Linked DNA regions of Homo sapiens: region 2 is linked to region 1. A link is a contact called in ENCODE Hi-C or POLR2A ChIA-PET data. All regions are on one chromosome and are shown on one strand. The core of a region is the stretch at or near the end of the contact, and the rest is flanking DNA. Distances in the headings are between cores, read along the strand shown. Region 1 overlaps SETD2 (SET domain containing 2, histone lysine methyltransferase). Region 2 overlaps SETD2 (SET domain containing 2, histone lysine methyltransferase).

Region 1 (4,751 bases), core at 1,367-3,866:
CTCACCAGCTAGCCAGAGAATGAACGTCTAATTGTGTAGCATGGCACATAAGCTGCCCTTTTACTTGGCCCCTACTTCTCAGCTCCTACTTTGTGCTTGGCTAGTTTGATGACCTGGATTTCCTAACACAGGTCTTCATATAAGAAAGGCAATTCCTTGAGCATTAAATAAGCAACAGTGAACTTCATGCCCATTCCTCATTCGCTTTGAAAGGCCTAATTTAATATGCATATACTAGACCAAAAGACTGAATCAAGATTAATAGTTACGGTGCCCATGAACTTGGGCTTTTAAGAAGGGTAAGGCCTCCAACATGCTTTATAAACTTGGCCCCAGAACTCAGCTGTATTGCTGCACCAGATCTTATCTTAATCCCTTTGTTTATTTTTCAAAAGATATAACTAACACAGTACAGAAGTCTGGAAATGGGAGTTGTGATTTTTGTTTGTATTTAAGCTTACATATAATTTAAATGTCAAGTGCCTAGCAGTCTTGGGCATATTCCTAAATGATTCAGGAAAACAAGACAGCACAACAGCTGGAGTGAAGTGGCTAAGTGATTTATGTGATTCATTTGAAATTTAGCAAACTCCACATGGATTGAACGTAAGTGTGTATCTTTTTGCAAATGCCAAACACATGTGAAAAGAGGAAAATATTTCCTCCAAAAGTGAATAAAATATAAACAAGAATGAATTCATTTCTACTTTAATCCCTTCTCACTCCAGCTCCTTTTCTTCCCTCTTCCTTCTTCCACCTATTCCCAATAATTTAACCACTGAAGTACTTAATTCTTTTCAAAATTAAAAAAATATTAGTCAGGTTTTAGAACATAAAAATATGATATCTGATTTCATTCAAGACACTTCATACGGTCAGCTGTGGTGGCTCATGCCTGTAATCCCAACACTTTGGGAGGCTGAAGCAGCCAGATTGCTTGAGGTCAGGAGTTCAAGGCCAGCCTGGGCAACACGATAAAACCTCATCTCTACTAAAAATACAAACATTAGCCAGGCATGGTGGCGCACACCTATAATCCCAGCTACTTGGGTGGTTGAGACATGAGAACTGCTGAAGCCCAGGAGGCAGAGGTTGCAGTGAGCCAAGATCACACCAAAAAAAACAAAAAACACAACAACAAAACCCACCCCTCCTATTGGTTTTGAACAGACCAATCACGAAAGCATATGTTATGGGCACTAACAACAGAATGCAAAGAGAGGCCGGGCGTGGTGGCTCACATCTATAATCCCAGCACTTCAGGAGGCCAAGGCAGGCAGATCACCTGTGGTCAGGAGTTCAAAACCAGCCTGGCCAACATGGTGAAACCCTGTCTCTACTACAAATACAAAAATTAGCCGGGCGTGGAGTGCACATCTGTAGTCCCAGCTACTCGGGAGGCTAAGGCAGGAGAATTGCTTGAACCCAGGAGGCAGAGGTTACAGTGAGCCGAGATTGTACCACTGCACTCCAGCCCGGGCAACAGAGTGAGACTCCGTCTCATTTAAAAAAAAAAGGCAAAGAGAACAAGAGAGGCCCTGAAGCGATCATAGTAATGGGTGTTTTGAACACCCATCACAATTCTTGGCCATATATCTCCCTCAAATGAGTAAGTAGTTAGTATGCATCTGAGTCTCTCAATGTCTAAAAAAGGCCATTCTTTTTTTTTTTTTTTTTTTTTTTTTTGAAAAGGGATTCAGGGTTGTAATGGGATTATTTTTTATATTTTTTTATTTTATTATTATTATACTTTAAGTTTTAGGGTAGATGTGCACAACGTGCAGGTTTGTTACATATGTATACATGTGCCATGTTGGTGTACTGCACCCATTAACTCGTCATTTAGCATTAGGTATATCTCCTAATGCTATCCCTCCCCCCTCCCCCCCACCCCACAACAGTCCCCAGAGTGTGATGTTCCCCTTCCTGTGTCCATGTGTTCTCGTTGTTCAATTCCCACCTATGAGTGAGAACGTGCGGTGTTTGGTTTTTTGTCCTTGCGATAGTTTGCTGAGAATGATGATTTCCAGTTTCATCCATGTCCCTACAAAGGACATGAACTCATCATTTTTTATGGCTGCATAGTATTCCATGGTGTATATGTAAAAAGGCCATTCTTTCTCCCTGACTTCATCTCTACACCTTGATACATGCATAGTCACTCACTTATTTTTCAGAATAAAGAAAAAAGAATCCCAAGACCATGCGGGATGGTCTTGGACGGACTCCCAAATGATCAGGAAATACATGTGTAAGCCACACTCACCTTCATGGGGTTTTCATCATATGTTGGAGTTCCCAGGTCCATCTCAGCTTCATGCTCAAGGCTGGCATCATCTCCTGGGCTTTCCCAAGTAGGAGGATCCCACTGAGTCTGCCTAGAAAGAGACAAAAACAGCCATGCTGTCAGGGCTAGGAAACAGAGAATCCTGACATAAACATCACTGCTCATACATACATAAAATACAACATACAATAAGACATAGAATAAGTCAGCTCCATGAGTTAAAGACAAACTTTTTCTATCTTCCTAACAGCAATGATTCTAGCACAGAGATATGCCCCTCTTCAATGACTGTATTTCTGTGGGCAATGATGTGGCAACACTGACTGGGTGTCAAAGAGAGCAGTAAACCCAAACATCCTGTCTGTCTCTCACCTGACTCTTAATGTCATGCAAATAAGACTGGGCAAAGCCTAAAATGTACAGGAAATAGGTCCCTGCCTATGTCACCCCTCTGTAGATGAAGAGGTAAACAGTGACTGTACCTAGCATATAAATGGAGCAAAATAAATCATGTAACACCTCTCACAGTCCTTGACCACGTGAGAAAATTATCCCTTGCTTTAGGAGTTTTCTTTTTAATAGTTCTGCCCCTCTGGTTTAATGACTGACAAGAAAAATACGTACAGGTTAAAAACTTGTACCCCTGGCCAGGCATGGTGGCTCATGCCTGTACTCCCAGCACTTTGGGAGGCTGAGGCAGGTGGATCACCTGAGGTCAGGAGTTCGAGACCAGCCTGGCCAACACGGTGAAACCCCATCTCTACTATAAATACAAAAAATTTGCCAGTCGTGGTGGCGGGCGCCTGTAATCCCAGCTACTCAGGAGGCTGAGTCAGTAGAATAACTTCAACCTGGGAGGCGGAGGTTGCAGTGAGCCAAGATCGTGCCATTGCACTCCAGCCTGGGCAACAAGAGTGAAACTCTGTCTTAAAAAACAAACAAAAAAAAAAACAAAAACTTGTACCCTCTGCTAAAAATATTCCCGACCGACTGCAAAAAGAAGGTTTCGGCCATGTTAACCCTTTAAATGTTTACAGTCATTTTGAAAATAAGCAAGCAAAGATTTTTCTTTTTTAAAAAAGATCTGTAGGATAAAAAGTGGAAGTAAGGATATTCACGTTCAGGAGTCTGAAGCCAGCTGTAACAGAGAATGTTATGAGGACAGTGACTTAAAATGTCAAAAGCCTCAAAGGATCTAACAAATCTGGCAGGTCAGTCTTGTCACTACAGTCTTCTGCTTTACCACCACATCAATCTTCAGTCAACAACATAACAACATTAAAGACACTTGATATAAATCAGTGTATATACATATATATAGACTATTGTAAAAATAGGCTTACCTCTGACCTATGGAACTCATTTATTTTAAAAGGCTCAAGATTTCTACCATAATAAAAGAACCACAAGCAGCTAAGGATGTTATTATAGAAACTGAACAAATATATACATGTCTGTTCTTAGCTACCAGATAAAGAAAACCTAGAAAAGATGGGAAAGGTACACATATAAATAAGAAATACAAACTTTTTTTTTTTTTTATTCTGATATGGAGTCTCGCTCTGTGACCCAGGCTGGAGTGCAATGGCGTGATCTCAGCTCACTGCAACCTCTGCCTCCTGGGTTCAAGTGATTCTCCTGCCTCAGCCTCCTGAGTAGCTGGGATTACAGGTGCGTGTCACCACGCCCAGCTAATTTTTGTATTTTTAGTATAGGTGAGGTTTCACCATGTTGGTCAGGCTGGTTTCAAACTCCTGACCTCATGATCCGCCCACCTCAGCCTCCCAAAGTGCTGGGACTACAGGCGTAAGCCACCATGTCCGGCCCAAACTTTTTTTATTTTTGGAAGATTGATAGAATATTTAAAATTTGTTTTGGTGTTAAAAAACAAAGTTCTGGCCAGGTGTGGTGGCTCACACCTGTAATCCCAGCACTTTGGGAGGCCGAGGCAGGTGGATCACCTGAGGTCAGGAGTTTGAGACCAGCCTGGCCAACACGGTTAAACCCTGTCTCTACCGAAAATACAAAAAAAAAAAAAAAAAAAATTAGTTGGGCATGGTGGCAGGTGCCTGTAATCCCTGCTAGTCAGGAAGCTGAGAGGCAGGAGAATTACTTGAACCCTGGAGGCAGAGGTTGCAGTGAGCCGAGATCACGCCACTGCACTCCAGCGTGGGCAACAAAAGTGAAAACTCTGTCTCAAAAAAAAAAAAAAAAAGTTCTGGTTAAACCACACGTGGTTTTTAAAATCATTACACATTCAATTAGCAACATAATGAGGACTCATTTTATAAAAGCCTTTTTGTTTTTTGAGATAGAGTCTCACTCTGTCACCCAGGCTGGAGTGCAGTAGCGCGATCTCAGCTAACTGCAACCTCTGCCTCCAGGGTTCAAGTAATTCTCCCGCCTCTCGGCTTCCCAAGTAGGAAGGATTACAGGCACCTGCCACCAAGCCCAACTAATTTTT
Region 2 (4,751 bases), core at 1,369-3,868, 100 kb after region 1:
TGATTCACCCACCTTGGCCTCCCAAAGTGCTAGGATTACAGGCGTGAGCCACCGCGCCCAGTCAAGCCTGGCTAATTTTTGTATTTTTAGTAGAGACGGGGTTTCACCATGTTGGCCAGGCTGGTCTCAAATTCCTGGTCTCAAGTGATCTGCCCACCTCAGCCTCCCAAAGTGCTGGGATTATCATTTTCCTACCTAGTTAAGCTGCTTTTACACTACTCCCCAGAAGGAATCTCAATAGCTATGGTGGTCTCTTTTAAGTTCAAATCTAGATCAGTCTTGTTCAACGTCTTTCTTTCTTTTCTTTTTTTTGACAGGGTCTTGCTCTGTTACCCACTGTCACCCAGAGTCTAGGCTGGAGTGCTATGGCACGATCATAGCTCATTGCAGCCTCGAACTCCTGGGTTCAAGCAATCCTCCCTCCCAAGTCTCCTCAGCTGGCTAATTTTCTTTAACTTTTTATAGAGACGGGCTCACTTATCTTGCCCAAGCTCTCAAATTATTTTTTGTATTGCTCGTTTCATCACCTTCCTCCCTCTCAGCCTCCACACTACACACATACCACATCACCCCCATATCTACCTTAATCCACTCAGGGACCACTAAAGCCTTTCCTTCCTTTGACAATTATCTGAATGTCTAGTAGGTACTCAGCACTATTATGCCTTTTCCTATCCTTTTCTTACCTTTCCAGATACTACTACTAAATTCAACTCCTACAGCATATACTTTACAATCTGACAATCACATACAGCCTTGACTTGCATTTATTGTTCTTGTCTCCCCATATAGAGTTTAAATTTCAAAGAGACAAAGGCAACATCTTGTCCTTATTATATAATCTCCCCTGGGCCTAACATTCCCGTTCCTATCATACATTCTCGTTACTTTTTGAATCAAAGAAACTCCTTAACAACAGTACTAGTTTTTAGCTTCCTCACTTCAAGCAATTCTTAAAGGAAAAGAGGGAAACATCTCAAAACTGACATGTAGAAAAAGCAAGATATATAGGCCATAAAATTTATGAAATTTGCCGCATTCTCATCTAAGAACAAGGACACGTGAAGACAAGTGAATTAAAAAAAAACACTGATGAAAAATATACGTTATTTATGTGGTCAATAAAGCTATGAGTGATACACTGCTTTATCAAAGACATTGAAATTTCAGGTAAAGCACTTTGGAGTAAGTATGCTAACCTGAACTAGCATGAGTAGACTTGATATACAAGCACTCCTTCTCACTTGTTTAAGTCCACATCTTCAACTGGTATAGTATCTCAAACATACAAAGAATCCTATTGATCAATATATACCGACTAAATCTAGAAAAAAATAACTTGATCATACTCACCAACTATTCTTACACCCCAAAAATAGCTGAAACTTTATTTTAATGTGGAATTACTACACAAGTGAGTAAAGCTAACTTATTTTCTTTAAAAAAGTCACTTCTAACAAGAAGTGACTTTGTTAAAAAGCTAATCTCAAATGTGTCACTACGGAATTCTAATCAGTGAGGAAAGGTTAAGACTATAATCCCAAATGTTAACAACTGTATTTATGCCTGAAATGTTTCTCTACTTGTCTGCCAAATAGATACACAAGAATACCTACCTAAAGTGAATGATATTCACCTGTTAAAGCCATCTGCTTTTTCCAAAACCCATAAGTTGGAACGTTGGGTGACCTAACCTGAACATTTTAGAGCCCAGTGTTGAAGACTATTGTATTCAATTGAATTCCAGTAATTTTACTCATTACTCTGAGTTAATCTTTTCAATTATCCATTTGTTTTCCTCATTAGCAAAAAGTGAGAGAGGAAAACCTCCAATACCAAATAAGCCTCAAAAGATAAATATGCATAAATGCTGAAATTCATCTTTAGTACAAGCCAGTGAATCACACAGAAAGAGTTGACTGGCCAGGTGCAGTGGCTCACGCCTGTAATCTCAGCACTTTGGGAGGCCAAGGCGGGTGGATCACTTGAGGTCAGGAGTTCAAGATCAGCCTGGCCAACATGGTGAAATCCTGTCTCTACTAAAAATACAAAAATTAGCCAGGCATGGTGGCAGTCATCTGTAATCCCAGCTACTCGGGAGGCTAAGGCACAAGAATTACTTGAATCCCAGTGGGGTGGAGGTTGCAGTGAGCTGAGATTGCGCCATTGCACTCCAGCCTGGGTGACACAGCGAGACTCTGTCTCAAATAAAAAATTAAAATTAAAATTAAAAATTCTAAGTATCGAATACGAAGAAAGACATGAGATAGGTTTCTGAGGGAGATGGCTTGTTATAATTAGACTATTATAATTAGACTGTAGACTCTAAGCTCGCTTGGTTAATATTGTTTTTTTGTGAGACAGGATCTCACTGCCCTCACCCAGGCTGGAGTGCAGTGTCATGATCTTGGTTCACTGCAACCTCACACCACCCACCCCCGCCCCATTCTAGTGATCCTCCCACCTCAGCCTCCCAAGTAGCTAGGATTATAGGCACACACCACCATGCCTGGCTAATTTTTGAATTTTTAGTAGGGATGGGGTTTCACCATGTTGCCCAGGCTGGTCTCAAACTCCTGGGCTCAAGCGATCTGCCTGCCTCAGCCTCCCAAAGTGCTGGGATTACAAGCATGAGCCACTGCACCCAGTTGGTTAATGTTTAAACTGTACCTATCTTGTATTGTACCAGACTAAGTACTTATGTCAGCCTTCCTGTCCTACTCTTGCTTAACCACATTAAATGAGAATACAAAAACAGCTCTTTCAAGTTACAGCCTTTCATGCAAATTAGCTCTGAAAAACCCACCTTCTAAATAAAAACACAGAAATAAAACCTGTGATGTGATTAAATGGAAAGACATGAGAAAGACAAGGTCTCTCTTTTTATACATATTTCAGATCTCTTTCCATCATAAATAACTGCTTACTTTCATCTTAATACTAAAAATGCTTCTGAAAATAATTTTATTATTTCATGTTTCACAAGTAAGTTTTCTTTTGTTATAAAGAAAAAATAAAAAAATGTGTGGGCTGCTTTCTATTTTAGAAACATACCAAGTACAACAATTCAAAAAGTTTCTAGCATAAGTTACCACCCGACCAAAATCAAAACACATTAAAAAACAATTCAGTACTCTTACGGAACAAAAGCTTAAATGCAATAAAAATAGCCATTGTTTATTTTCTGGTTTTGGTAAAGAGTTTAAGCATTTTTTTTTCATTGTAATTAATGTCTGAGGTATAGAAGGAAAAGGTTTCAAGTCAACTAACACAACTACAAGTAGGGTAAAAGCTATCCATACCTTAAAAAAAACACTTGAAACACATATTCTTACAAGGCAAAGCCAAATGATAATATAGGATGATTGTGAATTACAATGCACTGAATGCACCACTATCCATCATTTCATACAGAAAAAGGTTAAAATAAACTGCAAAAGGCTATCTGTGTGCTAGTAAAAGGTTGTAACAGTGACTGAATAACCCTGGTACATCCGTTCAATGTGGTAGTATGCAGCTTCAAAAAGTTCTAATTACGAACTTTGATCTAAAAGATCATAATAATGGGCTGGACGTGGTAGCTCCCCCATCTGTAATCCCAGCACTTTGGGAGGCTGAGGCAGTAGGGTTGTTTGAGGCTAGGAGTTCGAGACCATCCTGAGCAACATAGTGAGACCTCGCCTCTACAAAAAATAAGCAAAATTAGCCAGGTGTGATGGTGTGCGCCTGTAGTCCCAGCTACTCAGGAGGCTGAGGTGAGAAGACTGCTTGAGCCCCAGAGGCCAAGGGTGCAGTGAGATGACATGGTGCCACTGCACTCCAGCCTGGGTGACAGAGCAAGAATCTAAGTTAATTAATTAATTTAATTAAAATAAAAGGTCATAATGAAGATCTCTGTATACTGCTCCGGAATGTACTGTTAAGGAAAAAAAGCAAGAAACAAAACAGTAAATTTAGTATGCTACTTCGTGGTGGGGGGAGGTGGGGAAGGGGAATACCATATATACATTGTCTTTTTTTTTTTTTTTGAGATGGAGTTTTGCCCTTGTCGGCCAGGCTGGAGTGCAATGGCGCAATCTCGCTCACTGCAACCTCCGCCTCCCAGGTTCAAGCAATTCTCCTGCCTCAGCCTTCTGAGTAGCTGGGATTACAGGAGCCTGCCACCACGCCCAACTGATTTTTTGTATTTTTAGCAGAGATGGGGTTTCACCATGTTGGCCAGGCTGGTCTTGAACTCCTGACCTCAGGTGATCTGCCCCACCTCAGCCTCCCAAAGTGCTGGGATTACAGGCGTGAGCCACTGCGCCTGGCTCATTGGCTTCTTATTTTCAAAATGGAAAAATGAAAGTTGGGGCTGGGCATGGTGGGTCACACCTGTAATCCCAGCACTTTGGGAGGCTGATGCTGGAGGATCACTTGAGCCCAAGGAGCTCAAGACTAGTCTGGGCAACATAGTGAGAGCCCATTTCTACAAAAAATTTAAAAATTAGCCAGGCGTTGGTGATGCATGCCTGTAGTCCCAGGTACTCAGCAGGATGAGGCAGGACCACTGCTTGAGCCCAGGACGTCAAGGATGCAGTGAGCTACGATCTCACCACTGCATTCCACCGTGAGCAACAGAGCAAGACCCCGTCTCAAAAAACAAAACAAAAAAACTTTATTGGGGAAAAAACCTTAACAAAAGTAGACATAAAATTCTGCTGTGTTCAAGGAGAGAAACACTAATATTCCAAATATTTAAATCCACTTTC

Evidence for each region. A loop is a pair of places that touch in the nucleus more often than their neighbours do. ChIA-PET counts read pairs that join two places held with the same protein, here RNA polymerase II (POLR2A). Pooled maps may share reads with other maps.
Region 2: a loop to region 1 is called in a map of colonic mucosa, with 2.0 times the contacts of the local background. The contact joins two enhancer-like sites. A Hi-C loop is called at or near these places in 1 of 168 maps with a recorded cell type or tissue (colonic mucosa) and 2 of 50 pooled maps. POLR2A ChIA-PET finds 5 or more read pairs at or near these places in 5 of 52 experiments (Panc1, WTC11, activated CD4-positive, alpha-beta memory T cell and 2 more).

Annotation. Positions count from the first base shown.
Region 1 is chr3:47,035,400-47,040,150 of GRCh38, forward strand. It overlaps SETD2 (SET domain containing 2, histone lysine methyltransferase), which reads right to left. Exons shown (of 21, transcript NM_014159.7): 18 at 2,267-2,378. Among named protein-coding and RNA genes, the nearest start is that of NBEAL2, 58 kb to the left of the region's middle. Within about 2 kb of position 2,617, at least 5 of the 41 ENCODE cell types and tissues checked have a DNase peak (open chromatin) inside an H3K27ac peak, as active enhancers do.
Region 2 is chr3:47,138,658-47,143,408 of GRCh38, forward strand. The region is part of intron 1 of SETD2 (SET domain containing 2, histone lysine methyltransferase); the gene reads right to left. Among named protein-coding and RNA genes, the nearest start is that of SETD2, 23 kb to the right of the region's middle. RefSeq lists a silencer at 3,617-3,716. Within about 2 kb of position 2,619, at least 4 of the 41 ENCODE cell types and tissues checked have a DNase peak (open chromatin) inside an H3K27ac peak, as active enhancers do.